Linked DNA regions of Mus musculus: region 2 is linked to region 1. A link is a contact called in ENCODE Hi-C data. All regions are on one chromosome and are shown on one strand. Each heading gives the region's core, a stretch centred on a gene start or an enhancer-like site at or near the end of the contact. The rest is flanking DNA. Distances are from core to core; before and after follow the strand shown.

What was found. Hi-C counts contacts between places; a loop is a spot of excess contacts on that map.
Region 2: a map of regulatory T cell shows a loop between it and region 1 (39-fold over the local background). The contact joins the promoter of Arhgef11 here to the promoter of Otol1 in region 1. A Hi-C loop is called at or near these places in 3 of 37 maps with a recorded cell type or tissue (T-helper 1 cell, T-helper 17 cell and regulatory T cell).

What each region holds. Positions count from the first base shown.
Region 1 is chr3:70,004,496-70,011,694 of GRCm38, forward strand. It overlaps Otol1 (otolin 1), which reads left to right and starts at 3,118. Exons shown (of 5, transcript NM_001018031.2): 1 at 3,118-3,238.
Region 2 is chr3:87,613,363-87,620,348 of GRCm38, forward strand. It overlaps Arhgef11 (Rho guanine nucleotide exchange factor (GEF) 11), which reads left to right and starts at 4,197. Exons shown (of 40, transcript NM_001003912.2): 1 at 4,197-5,430. The coding sequence starts at 5,399.

The DNA.
Region 1 (7,199 bases), core at 1,868-4,367:
ATTAAAGGCGTGCACCACCACTGCCTGGCCATTAGTACATTTCTAAGAGATGACGTCACCCTAGGGCCAGCCATTCAGCACAATGGTTCTATAACTAAGTTTGGAGAACACTTTCGGAGCTTTGAGCAGCCACATCTGTGGATTCTGGCTCAGGTCCCAAGGTGAGGCCAACAGCGCTGCCTTTTCTTTTATTCTTCTGTTCTTCTTTGTCTTAAATAAAAGATTTACTTATTTTTATTCTATGTGTAGGAGTGTTTGCTTGCATGCACGCATGTGTTGTACCAAGTGTGTGTTTGATCACTAAGGAGGCAAAACCAAAAACTCCAACATCTGAAACAAAACCAAACAAAACCAAACAAACCAACCCAAACAAACAAACAGAAATCCCAAACTAACAAAGAAATGAGAGAACAAAACCCCTGCTACTGGAATTACAAACTGCTGTGCGTCTACGTGTGGGTGCTGGGAACTACCCGAGGTCATCTGCGGAAGCAAGGAGTGCTCTTGGTGGCAGAACCATCTCTCCAGCCCCTTGTCCTTTATAGCAAGCACTTCTGTGATTCTTATTTAAGCGATCTCTCTACAGGGTTACATGTGAGCTTAAATCCAGAGAGCTAGCTGTTCCAGGGAAGTTCTTTGTATGCACAATAATGAATGCAGGAAAATAGTCATGTCAACACTTTACTGAGTTTAAAAATTGGAAAGAGTTTAAATAGCCCTCACTTGATGGACAGTCAATAAAAGTATAACACATTCATTTAATAGAATTCTATGCAACAATTAAAGAGATGAAGGCAGATGTTCTATTTGCATTTTCTAAGGCTTAATGTTTTGCTGTGGAGAAGTCTCTAAGACATGCAGCTTAGTGAAAGCAAGTTGCAGAACAAGATGGCCAGTGCATTATTTATAAAACACCTGGCGAGCATCAGTACCTTTTCCTAATGGGTAGATGTGGGTATGAAGACAGAGTATAAATACGTGAAAAGGGGTTGGAACGACTCACATGTGATAACAGTGTTCATTCAGAGTGGGGGAAGGGAAGGGTGATTGAGACACTCTTGTAATATTTATGTGTTTACAGAGAAAATAAATGTATATTACCTATATAAAATGAGAAAGACCCAGCTCAAGTCCACCCTATTTACAGGTGAAGACATTTGCCTGCAGGAGTCTCAGACTCAATGGTGACCTGACTGCTTGTCCCAGACACCTGATCAGGCATTTTAAAATGAACTTGCAGTAGCCTTGCTCCTACCTTCATCACCAGAAGGTAGTGGGTGCTAAAGGAAAACAAGAAGCCAGCTGGGCTAGGCAAGTCTATTCTCCGTAGCTTGATTAATCTTGAGCTTGTCTGCTTAGGCATGAGTGCTCAACTCAACAATACCACAGGAAGGAGATAGATAGCGCTCCCAATCCTCATTAATGTATTATAACCCAATGACTATGCTGCAGTTCGATCAGCATAGTCTCAGAGTTCCCTCCAAGTGGATAAGCTGTCAGGGAAGCCAAATGATAATTAGAAACCCACTTCGTAACTCACTGCTAGTAATCAGTCTATCAAATTAGTGAAAGTCTTACAGGCACAATTTCTCAAAGGACATAATTGGAAAGTGTTCTTGAGTAGAGAAGGAGAGGGAGAGAATTTACATAAAGCAAATGGATCATGGCGTCTGGTTAAACTAGCTGGCAGCAGGCATCTCCTAATCAGGAGTCCACATCCCTGTGGGGCCAGAGTTTGAATCCCATTGGCTCAGGCTCTGTAGGACTGTCTGGATGGATCGTCCCTTGGTCGGTTGATGCATTGTACCTCCTTCTGTGTGTTTTGATTACTGCCTCACCCTCTTCTTTTGTTCAAATATTAGATGTGTTAATATAGCTAACCATATATCATTTTAAGGGTTTTACTTTTTCCTGACATCTCTGCTTTGATCCATGCTGTGTCTCTCTTACAACCCAATGCTTATTGCCATTTCCGGATCTCTGCAGTTGGGACACTCCCTCAGTCCATTTACACGCCACTCCCCCCCACCCCCATGATTCTTTGTTAATTTAGACTATAACAGTATCATCTTAGTAAGGGTTTCACTTCTGTAAAACAAATGGTGGACTAGCACCATTTGTTTTGGTAAACTGGCCTGTTGTCAGCCAGCAAATATTCTTATACTTATAGACTGGTGTCGTCCATAGCCTTTAACTAAGATGCTTCTTTTTGCAATAATGGCTGTTAATACAGAGACTTATGATTGATCCAAGTACTGAAAACAAGTGACAGCTGAGTACTCAGCCTTAAATGTACCACCCTTTGAAGACTCAGGGGACACTGTGGAAGAAGGAATGGAAAGACTGCTAGCGTTGGACAATGGAGAGGACGGGTATGGCATGGGTGTGGCATTATGAACGACAGAAGCTGCAGTTGCTGGGATAGGGTCTACACAAAACTAAGCCAGCAAACATTCAGCCAGAGATTAGGGAGGGTTACATGGGGCCGAGGGAAGCTACTAGAACTCTTAGTCTACTGAGGGAGAAGGCATTGATTTTTAATGATGTAGCCACTCCTGAGTTACCCATGAGCCGGTGGATAATTCCGCACTGATGCTTATGAGGGCAGTCCTGTCTAAGCCCAGGGTAGATCACAAAACAAAACCAAAACCAAAAAGATATAGCAGTCAGACAGTGACATGGTGGGAGGAGTGGGTGGCTTATTAGGGATGGCAGGGTAAGAGTGTAACCAGAATATATTAAGTACATGTATGAAATTGTTGAAAATACATTAATAAAAAAAATGAAATGAACTTGGCCAAGGATTGCTGATTTTCAGAGGGTGACGGGCTGACCAAGCACAAGGGAATGTCTCCTACGAGGCTGCTCTGCTGAAATAGAATCCCCTTGAACAGTGGAAGAGGATGCCTCCTCGCAAATAACAAGTTATAACAGACAACAAGCACACTCCATACAAAATGGAGTTTCTTGGATGGAAGACAGCATATAGTAAGTCAAGAAGAATGGCCAACAAATAAGATTTGAATATTCTCAGGATATTTGCATGGTATCAGATTTCAGAGTCTTTCTCTAGATTCAGAGGAAGTTACCACCCCCCCTTATCACCCAGGCACTCACCTCTCATTGGGTAAGGGCAAACCTCGGAAGAAAGAAATCAGACCCTTGTCTAATGACAAATGAAATTGAATCTGTCAGTGCTGTCCAGGAGAAGGATTGGCGATAAGGGAACACCCATAAGGTATGGGATGATTACAAATATTGATTTATTTTATCTTTCATCAGGCCCTCTGCAATAAGATCTCAGGTTTTAAAGGTTCCCATTAATATTATTTGCCTCAAGGAAATAAAACTATGAATAGAAATGGTAAAAAGTATGCAATTAATAAAAGGCATCTTTCCTCTCTGGTATTAAGTCTATTTTTTTGTATTGATTTTTGAAATGCAGAAGTCTGTGCATTAGAGTATAGAATCATTCGTAATTATAAAGTTACTGAATCTGTAAATGTCTGTGAGGGAAGGGGACAAAGAAAATTCTAAAGGAAAAAACAATGGAGCCATGTGGCCACGGTAGCATGCAATGCCTAATTCTCTTTCAGAGACGGTGTGCAATGAAGATCTTAAGAGTCAACTTTTGTTAAGTCATAATAGTTCAGATCAGCTTCATTTAAAGTGACTTAGGTCGATATGTAGTTGTGCTCTAAGTGAGGTTTCCTTCATAACAATTATCTGGTGAGGAAAAAATACATCGCTTCAAAGTATGTTATGCTTGTGGTGTTTTACAGAAAACTTATGAATAATTCCAAAGCCTCAATATGCATTGTTATCTATGATAGAATTAGTGGGATGTTATACTTTTGGATATATTGGTCATTTATTTTCATTCTATCTTGCAAAAAGTTTATACTTCATGAATAAGAATTAACTGTGCAGTAACTTTATTTGAATATTGATAAGACAGAAACAAATCTTTATATATCATGTTCTTCCTACCTTTCATTATTCAGGGAAGATTGTTAGGGTCTTTCTTTGGATACTCACATCTCTTTGCATTTTGAAAGATCATAAAAGACACTGTCATTTATTTTGTAGTTTGACAAGGTAAGTTTTTCTAATAGGGTCTGCACTGACAAAGGACACAATCTACATCCCTGAGAATAAACCCAGGAAGCTGCTTACAGAAGAACCCTCGCCTAAAAGCTTTCCTAAGAAAAAAATTTTCCCTAAAATTCATATTTTATCCATAGATATCCCTTATTCTTCAAGTCTCTTGACAGAAGTCCAAGATAAAACTAACATGTATATTTTAGAATGTTTAAAAAACAATTAGCTAGAAATATACAGGTATTAATTAATTAGGCTAAAGGGAGGGAAGAAGAAGCTACTCAACACAGTTTATCCCATTTTCTTTATTGTGGAATAAAGCCTAGACAGTTGGCTGCTCTTTTCAATTTCTGGGATTTATGAAACATTAGGCAGAGGTCCATATTAGAGAAGAAACTTTATTTTCATTTACCTATCGTAGCGCTATGACATTTATTATAATTTAGGCCTACCAGGGTAGCTTATAAGATTTGAAATCTAAGTGCTGCAGATAATCTCCTTCCAAGTGTTTTAATTGACATTCTGCTATAATGAACCCCACAGACCATTACCTGGCTAATTGCTTGAGTTACAGTGCTTATACAATGCCATCCTTTGTCCTTGGTCTTTGGGGGTATTAAATAGCACAGCTGTCCTGAAGAGGACTGGATGCTGTTTTTCATGTGATGCATTAGCCTCTTGGTGGCTTTTCAGGGACAGGCTCCCTTCTGTTCTCCTCTGGGCTGATACCAAGTCTGATACTTATCAGGTATCTGCTAGTCCGGAATTGTCAACTCCTCCAGGAGAGCCCTTGACCTCTAAAGGACTTCTCAAGCCAGTGCCACAAGCAAAGTTTTCTGTGAGTTGATTCTGAGGTCCTGGAACAAGCCCTGGGTGAAGTGACAAAATGAGAGTATTGAGACTATTGAATTCCCTAGCACCAAGTGAGATTAGCCTGAACTTACTGGGGAAAGTACCTTAGTTCTCTAGAACTAGAAAAGGCACTGAACTAGATCATCTAGTTCCTAGTCGGAATGGATGCCAGGTTCATGAGTCACATGGCAACCCAGGTTCAGGCTCCATGAAGAATCCTTATTCACTCTGAGGTCTTATAATCACCAGTCATGGAGTAGAGCAAAGTGCTAAGTGTGAGGACAAGTGTGGCAGGACAGTGCAGGGCATTGCTGTGTGGGTCTTCCAAGATTTCAACCTACACAATGACATGGATCAGGGACATGAATAGCTTTGTGAGTTGCAGTGCCTATGAGAGGCTTTGAAAGAGCGCTTTGGGACCCAGAGCCAGGAAGCGCCACTCTGCAGCTTCCAAGCCTAGACGAACGTCTCAACGTCTTAGTCGTGTGTTTCTATATGCTTCCTCCCACCTTAGCAAATGGCCCTGAAGGGTCCACCAGACTCCAATGGGTAAAGAGGAAGCTTATAGAGTTTGAGATATACAGTATATGTATTTTTACATATTATGAACACTGAAATACTCCTGGTAATAAACTTCTGACTAGTGTTTATGTTTCTGAGGTCTAGACTTGTTTTAAATCACTCTGGACTAAAAAAATATATATAAAAGTACATGTTTATCTTTATCTATATGTGTCTTCTCTCTCCCTCTCCCCCTCTTGTAAAAAGAAGTTTTGTAACTGGATTATTGAAGAACAAAGCATTTATTGCATGCCATCTCTCTCTCTCTTTTTTCTCTCTCTGAATTACTTATTTTTTAACTAGTTTTTATTTTGTTCTTTCTTTTTAAAATTTTATTTTTAATTTATTTTTTACACTCCATATTCCATTCCCCGCCCCCCATCCACCCTCAGACTGCTCTACATCCCACATCTCCTCCACACCCCATCCTGTCTCTATGTGGATGCCCCCATCCCCCACCCCATCTGACCTCTAAACACTTCACCTTTGAGTTACTTACACATGGGCTTTTGGTAAGTGTATAGAAGAAATCCACATGGGTCTTCTCACACTCAGAAGTTAGGCTAGCAGGCTGCTAGTGGTCAAAAGCCAAGCCTAGTACCATGCCCCAGCATCATCTTCTGCTTCAGAGATAAAGCTAACAAAGAAAGCATATTCATTTTCTAAGTTTTGCATCCTCAAGCATCCACAACTAGCGAACCTTCAGCCTCTCCCGTAACATCCCCAGTGAGGAGGACCGCACAACAGGCATTCTGTTGGGTCTCCAGAAAAGGATGTCATCTGCTCAGATGTAGCCAGACTCACTTTAATGAGTACTTGAATAGTTCTGATCAAAGACACAGAAAAGAACGTGTCAACTTCACACATGAAAAGAATGAAACCGACTTCATGCTGAAAGTTCCCCCTGTGCAGTGCTGCCTTACATTATCATGGATTTTCTCTTAGTATGCCAAACTCAATACAAATATATTATGGATGATAAATTTAGGGGCGCTATAACGACTTTGACAGATTACTAACAGATACTTGGATCCACTGATAGACAAACAAAGGAACACAGCAGCCGGTGTGTTCCAGTTCTGTCACTTTGTCATCTTTGAAATCACTGAGCCTTGTGTTTTAGAACAGCCTTAAGTCTACAGAAGACTCAGGAAGAACAAAGAGTTCCCACGTATCCTCCACCCTCACCCTTAGTTTTTATAACCCAGGAATTATCTGCCAGGAAATTTTACTTCTGTCTCATTATCTAGTTGTACAATCACACGTTCATACTGTCCCTTTCCCAAACCTCTTTCTGCTTGAACTAATAGAAAAAGAAAAAAGCTACAGCAGACATGGCCAGGATCACTGGGAGTGAAAAGCAGGAAACCAAGTAGTAATAATTTTGTTCTTTCCTTTGAAAAGTTTGTATTTTTCAGTTTTGGAGATCTGGAGCCAGGACTTTTTTTTTCTGCCTGAATTTATTCTACATTTTTATCACTGCACCATCTATACAGGCGATTTCATTTCTCCCTTAATCAGCCACCTCTTGGTCCTACCCTAACTTGGCAACTCTTTCTCTATACAGTCCTGGTTTGTGTGTCTTAGCTTCCATGTGTAATGCTCTGGTCCAGAACATCTACTTTGATTTATAGCAGGGTAGGAAGAGAAGAGGAGGACCCGAGAAAGCGGCGTGCACAGAGAGA
Region 2 (6,986 bases), core at 2,947-5,446, about 18 Mb after region 1:
AATGAACCTTTGGTACTGGCTAATCAGCCATGGTATTTTCAGATATGAAACAGATAAAGAGCATACTGCATTTTTGTTTGAACTATACAAGCAGGAAAAAAAAAACAGCATACAAAACCAAAAGCAAATGAAAGAAAGACTACATTGGATTGTGGCAGAAAGAAATCAACCTGTGGATCAGTTTCCAGACTTGAGTCAGTTTGCAGATTTGAATGAAGGGCCAGCCAGGTTCTCCTTAGGAAGGACCTTGATAAAGTACCTAAAAGTTGTACTGTTAGGCTTTCTCCTTCCATAGAAAAATACAGCCTTTTACAAGGATAGCTGTAAACTGGGGGGAAAAGAAACAATCAGACTTTCCAGGGTCTATTGGATACTGGTTCTGAATTGATTCTGATTCCAGGACATCCCAAGAAACAATGTGGTCCATCAGTTAAAGTTAGGGCTTATAGAGGCCAGGTGATTTATGGAGTTTTGGTTGAAATCTGACTCAAAGTAGGTTCCCTGGGTCCCTGAACTCATCCCATGGTTATTTCCTCAATCCTAGAATACATATTTGGACATACTTAGAAATTGGCAGAATTCTCACATTCTGACTTGTAGAGTGAGTTTTGGAAAGGCTATCTATGGTTGAAAAAGCTAAATGGAAGCCTTTAGAATTGTCTGTACCAGGGAAAATAGTGAATCCAAAGCAGTATTGCATTCCTTGAGAAACTGCAGAAAATGGTGCAACCATCAAGGACTTGAAAGATGCAGGGGTTGTGGCTTCCATCACATCTCCCACTAACTCTCCTATCTGATTAGTGCAGAAGACAGATGGATCATGGAGAATGACAGCTGACTATCAAAAACTCAAGTAGTGGCTCCTATGCTGTTCCAATGTAGTGTCCTTAATTGAGAAGATTAACGCATCTCCTGGACCATGGTCTAGTATGTTGTATGCAGATATTGATATAACAAATAGCTTTCTCTTTATAACCCTGGCTGTCCTGGAACTCACTCTGTAGACTAGACTGGCCTCGAACTCAGAAATCCACCTGCCTCTGCCTCCCAAGTGCCGGGATTAAAGGCGTGCACCACCACGCCTGGCTAAGCATGTGTTTGTACATACATTTGTGGTTTTTGTTCCTCGATTTCTTTATCATATGATGTAACATCAATGAAGAGAGTATCAGTGTTTATAATATTTAAGTTTGAGATACTAAAAGAGATAATGCCATCTATTCTAAAATTTGCAATGCGTTTGTGTATGGAGTATAGTTATATCATGTTAGGTATAATTATGGTTTAAATATATAATGCATTTGTAATTAATTGTATGTAGGATAGTTTTTATCATGTTAGATGTAATTATGACCTAGTTATTGTTTTCATTTAGAAATTAAGCCTGACTTAAGGAGATAAGATTGTGTGTCAAGTTGACAAGGAGTGAACTTGTGATGGCTATTCTTGGTTGTCGACTTGACTACACCTGGAATTAACTAAAACCCAGGTGGCCTGGTACATCTATGAAGGACCTTCCTCCTCTTCCTTTTTCTTTCTTTCTTTCTTTCTTTCTTTCTTTCTTTCTTTCTTTCTTTCTTTCTTTCTCTCTTTCTTTCTTCCTTCCTTCCTTCCTTCCTTCTTTCCTTCCTTCCTTCCTTTCCTCCTCCTCCTCCTCCTTCTTCTTTCTTCTTTCTTCTTTCTTCTCCTCCTCCTTCTCCTTTTTCTCCTTCTTCTTCTCTTCCTCCTCCTCTTCTTCTTCCTCCTCCTTTTCTTTCTTTGTTTTTGTTGTTTTGTGTTTTTGAGACAGGGTTTCTCTGTGTAGCTCTGATTGTCCTGGTACCTGTTTCACAGAGATCCACCTGCCTCTGCCTCCTGAGCACTAAGATTAAAGAAGCATCCTACCACGCCTGGCCTGAGATATATATATATTTTTTCTTAATAAAGTCATTTGAAGTAGGAAGACCCACTTTTAATCTGGATCTTTTGAAGTTGAAAGATCCACCTTTAATCTGGGTCATATCTTCTAGTAGCAGCCTATATAAAGGACATGGAAGAAGGAAGCTTTCTCTCTCTGCCTGCTTGATCTTACTCTTGCTGGTAAATCCATTTCTCCACTGGCATTAGAGCTTACTTCTTCAGGATTCTGGTATATAGTGAAGACCATCTGAGACATCCCGCCTTGTGGACTGAATGGCTACTGGATTCTTATTTTGGCCCTCCATTGGTAAGACAGCTACTGTTGGACCACAACCAGTAAACCAGTCTAATAAATCCCATATGTGACTGCTCAGAGATTGTGGGCAGCCTGAGATACTTAGTGAAAACACTATCTCAAAACAAAGATACAAGCATCTGGAGATAAGGCTTAGTAAAAACATGCATGGCAAGTACAAGTTCAACCCTACTGTGTGACAGACATTTCCTGAGAAGATGTAACCAAGTATCTACCCACTCCAGAAAGGGACTAAGAGCAGAACACAGTATAGAGACCACCACAGTCCAATTTGGGGAACCAATGAGTCTTATTAGGGCTGCTTACAGAAACGTGGGTAGGGTCTTTCTTATAGGAACAGAAATGACTTAAAGACAGTAGCATCCCCAAAGAGCATCCCACCAAAGCTGGAAACCTGGAGCACACTGCACACTCTACAGCAGCTCACCATACTGTAGTGTTCTCTCTAGGTAGGTAGCTCAGTTGTTCTGAGCCTCTTCCAGGCTGCTTAGCTGGTCTTAAAGTTGGATTGTCTGAGGATGATTCTAAATCGTTCTTATTGATTACATATGCTTGGGGAGGGAGGGGTCTAGTGAATCTAGTCAGTTTCAGGAACCTTCTGAAGCTGTTTTGAGTTTGTACTTCCTGTCTGAAGGAGCTTCTCCACGGGATAGCATGTTTTACCTCTCCTTCGAACATTTTGCCTAAAAAATATGTTTCGCTTCCCTTTTCATATCCTATGTCTTATAGGATTTCTCTCCAAGAGAGAAGGTTCTGAGTGGAAACTGCTACCCAGCAACCCCCTAGAACACACATAAAGAGGCTGAGTTTGGGTGGCTGTGAACTTGCTCTCACAATGCTGAGAAGGGTAAGAGGGTGGCACTTACTCACCAGCCATTCTTGGCCTACTCAGCAAGCTGGGGCTGTGGAGAGAGACCAGGCTCCAGAGAAGGGGTGAGGTTGTTTGGCATTTGAGGAAGAATGCCACCCACACTTGTCCTCTGGGCTCCACAAGCACACCTGTGGAAGAGCGCAGCAATTGTTAAGGTTCAGATGGCAAGCACTCAGAAATTTCAAGAAGTTGTTTCAAGAGTCACAGTGCTGCTCCCCACGGTTATAGAAACAATATCAACTCCAATAGCTCTAGTGGTAGAGGTCAGTAGTCCACCGTCCTCATCCATGCGGAGATGGGTTTTTGCTGGTGCCTCTGCCTTTAGGGGTTTGTACTCCTAGAAGTAACCCCAATAAATCCACTGGCTGTTGAGAACAGGCTTCAGTAAAACTGTTGGTGCACTATCTAATGTTAACAGATGTCTGGTCTCACCAGGAAGTCACATATTACACACACACACACACAAAATAACAAAGTGTATTCATCAACCTGTACTGGAAAAGTCTCCTTTTTACTTCAATCTTTACTTCTGACTTCCGACAGTTACTTGAAGAGATTTAGAAACCGTGATTTCACGAAGGGGGTGTGTGTCATCGAAATAACATTGCCCTGCAAAGGCTTTTGCATTGAAATTAAAAGGCAGAGCCATACAAGATACCCAAGCTAAATCGAGTACAGCCGCGAGGGGAGAGACGGTGGGTGCTCAGAGGGGCGAGGGCACAGCTAAGAGGGTTCCTGGTAACTTGGAAAGGAGCGCGACAAATGAGTGAAAACGGGCAGAGGAGGACGGGACCGCAGCGAGAGCGCAGACAGAGGCGCGGCCAGCGGACACTGCGGAAACAAAGGTCGAGTCTCTGGGACAGCAGCACCGGGAGCAGCTAGGCCGCAGCGCGCGGACCGGGGGCGCGCGGGGCTGTGAAAGGGCGGGCGGCGCCAAGGAGGAGCCAGCGGCCGGCCCGGGCGAGCGGAGTCCGCCGTGGCGGGGCTGTGGCGAGGCGGGGCGAGGCGGGGCGGTGGCGGGGCGGGGCGGAGCGGGGGTGGGGCGGAGCCGGCCGGCGGCAGCGGGCTTGGCCTTAGCGAGCGAGCGCGCGCGGGGGCGGGGCCGGAAGCGCAGCGGCCGCGACGCGGACGCCGGGAGCGGCCGAGCGGGGAGGCTGTGGCTGGCGGGCGGGTGGGCACGGAGGCCGAGGCCGCGGCCCGGGCTCTCCGCGCCGCTGTGGAGGGCGCCCTGGCCCTAACCGAGCCGCAACAATACTAGGAGCGGGTCGCCGGACACGATCGGCGGGCGAGGGGGAAGCGGGACTACCGCTCCAGAGCGCTGCGGCGAGAGAGACTTTCGGAGCCTGGACGTGCTGGAGCACACAGAGCTGACTGAGGAAATTGTCTGAGAAAAAGGCCGATCTGAGGCTGGGTTAGGTGGAGGAACCTGCAAGTCGAAAGGGAAAAGAAGGTTTAAGATTTCCTGGGGGTTTGGCCAATGCTACCGTTTTGAAGGTAGAAAGCATTGCGCTTCAGGTGTTTTGTGATTGTTGTGTGTGTGTCTGCACAATTGGTTCATTTCAGAATTCAAAAACCTTTACTGTAGAAGAAGATGGTTGTTTTGTTTTGATTTTTAAAAGAAATCCGCAAATTTTGCTTCCCAGGGCTGCACTGGACCGTGTTGTGTACATACTGCTGTGTGGTTTTATTTATTTTAACTGTGCAAATCGTCTGGAAGATTTTTCTCCCAAGTGCCATTTCGGATTTGTTCAGCCTTTTTGTTTTGTTTTGTTTTGTTTTTGTTTTTCCTTCCCTGGAATAATTCTGCTGTTGGCATTTTAAGCATTTGGAAACCAGAGATTTTTTTTTTCAACCTTTGGAGCTTAAGGCTTCCCTGTCAACAGAAGGACAGCTGGGGAAACTGGATTGAAAGGATGGCTTTTATCTGTCTGCAACTAAGACTGATATTTTGAAGTCAGATTCTTTCTGTGGTTCAGTTTTTAGCCCGTAGGGCTAACCTTGAAGAGATTTGTGGTTAACAGTTTGGTTTCTAAGAAGGTCATAGTTTTTCCTCTCTTTTTTTCTTTTCATTTTCTTTTTTAAGACGAGGGAGGGGAAGGTTAAGGGTGAAGGAAGGAGGAGACCATGTTAACCGATAGAAGCAGAATAGCACTGCAGTTACCAGGGTCCTGACAGCTGGAAGAAACAAGGATTCAGTCTTCAACTTGGGAGGCCTTCCTCTCACCTTCCTTCAAAATTGCAAGGGACTCAGGCCTGATCAAGACGCCCAAAGAAACTACAGGATTCCAGAACTGTGGAGACACGGAGAAACCATGAGCATACGGTTGCCCCATAGTATAGACAGGTATGTTTAAATAATTGAGGATTTTTTTTTTCCAACACTTATTAAAATGACTGGGGGGGAAGTGTTGTGTTTGCCTGGCTGGGCTGTGGGATAGATAGGCTGTGGTCTATGAGGACTGTCAGTGTGTCAGTATATATGTTTCTGTACCCTCGGTGTGTGTTCATGTTCAAAATGTACCCCATAGTTGTGTGTCCTTTCTAACCAGTAAGCAGTGAGGCTGAGAGGAGGGGGTGATGCTTGCTGTGGCTTTTACCTTACACCAGGTATAAGGCTCACTCTGAGTCCCCCAGCTTGCTAGCCTAGGGATCAGGTTGGACCAAACCTGCTCATGTGAACCCACAGGGCTGAGTGGGGACTAGCTTTAGCTATCTGGGGAGGGTCGGGGGACGGCTGACAGGGCTGGGAGCCTCCATGAGGCTGATAGTTATGGAATGGTGGGGCACAGTGGTAGGTAGGGTGGTTCCCATTTAAAATGAGGAAGATGCTGTTGCCTGAAATGTTGGGACAGTGTCACCAGTGTCACCAGTGGTTGATAGAGCTCGGAAATGTTTAGGCCACATTAGGATTTCTTCTTCCAGTTGAGAGTTTAAATTGAGACCTACCAACAGGCTGATTGATGCTCCAGGTTTAATCTTCCAAGCTGTTCTCAATAAGCTTGACTCTGCAAAACAGGCCTTCCCTTTGCTTGAAGCCGGAAGGAGTTGTTTTGGCTCCTAGGCCCTTGAAATCAGCTGGAAGCACATGATGCCCCTTCCCCCATGAGCTGGGTCTGGCTTTGCAGTACAACTTTGGTAGGTGTCTGCCTGGCCATCCCTTCCCCTTTCCCTCTTCAACCCTTCCTCCTTAAAAGTCCTCTATGGAGGTGTGTTTTGTGGATATTCTATACGTCCTAACTGGATAGATAGGTAGGTGGTTGGAAACTAACAGTCCAATGGAAACTAGTATTTGTGAGGTAGGAAGGAATATCTGGAAGTCTACCTATCTATCTATCTATCTATCTATCTATCTATCTATCTATCTATCTATCTATCTATCTATCTATCTGTAAGTCAGCAGTTGCTCTCTCTGGGTCAGTTAACCTTTGGCTATACATGCTAATAGTAATTTCCTTTTGACTGTGGAGTGCGGCCTAAAACATAATGTCTCCCAAATACCACCTCTGTGTTGTCTCAGGGTCCCAGTTAGATCTGTTTAGTAGTGGGGGTTGGGGGCGGGGAAGGAACTGCCTTGCAGTCGGGAAGAGCGGGCAACCACGGAGGCAATGTGGCTAGCTGGCATCTCCCTTCCCTTTTCCATTGTGGTCTTCTGAAATTTGGCCCTGGGAAAGGATAACTGAAGCTGTCAGAGTAAGAAGGTGAAGGGTTTGCATGTCTGCCCTTCTCTCCCTCTTCTTAGACCTGGGGGATTAGTATACTCAAATTAAGATTTGAGGTGATGAATAATTTCTGTTAGTTCAGGGGTGTGAGCAGATGGGAACCAGGAATTGAGGGGTGTGAGAAGGAGGCAGTGAGGGCTTCTGGGTTAATGTGAGATGTTCCTCTAGAAGCTTGCATGAC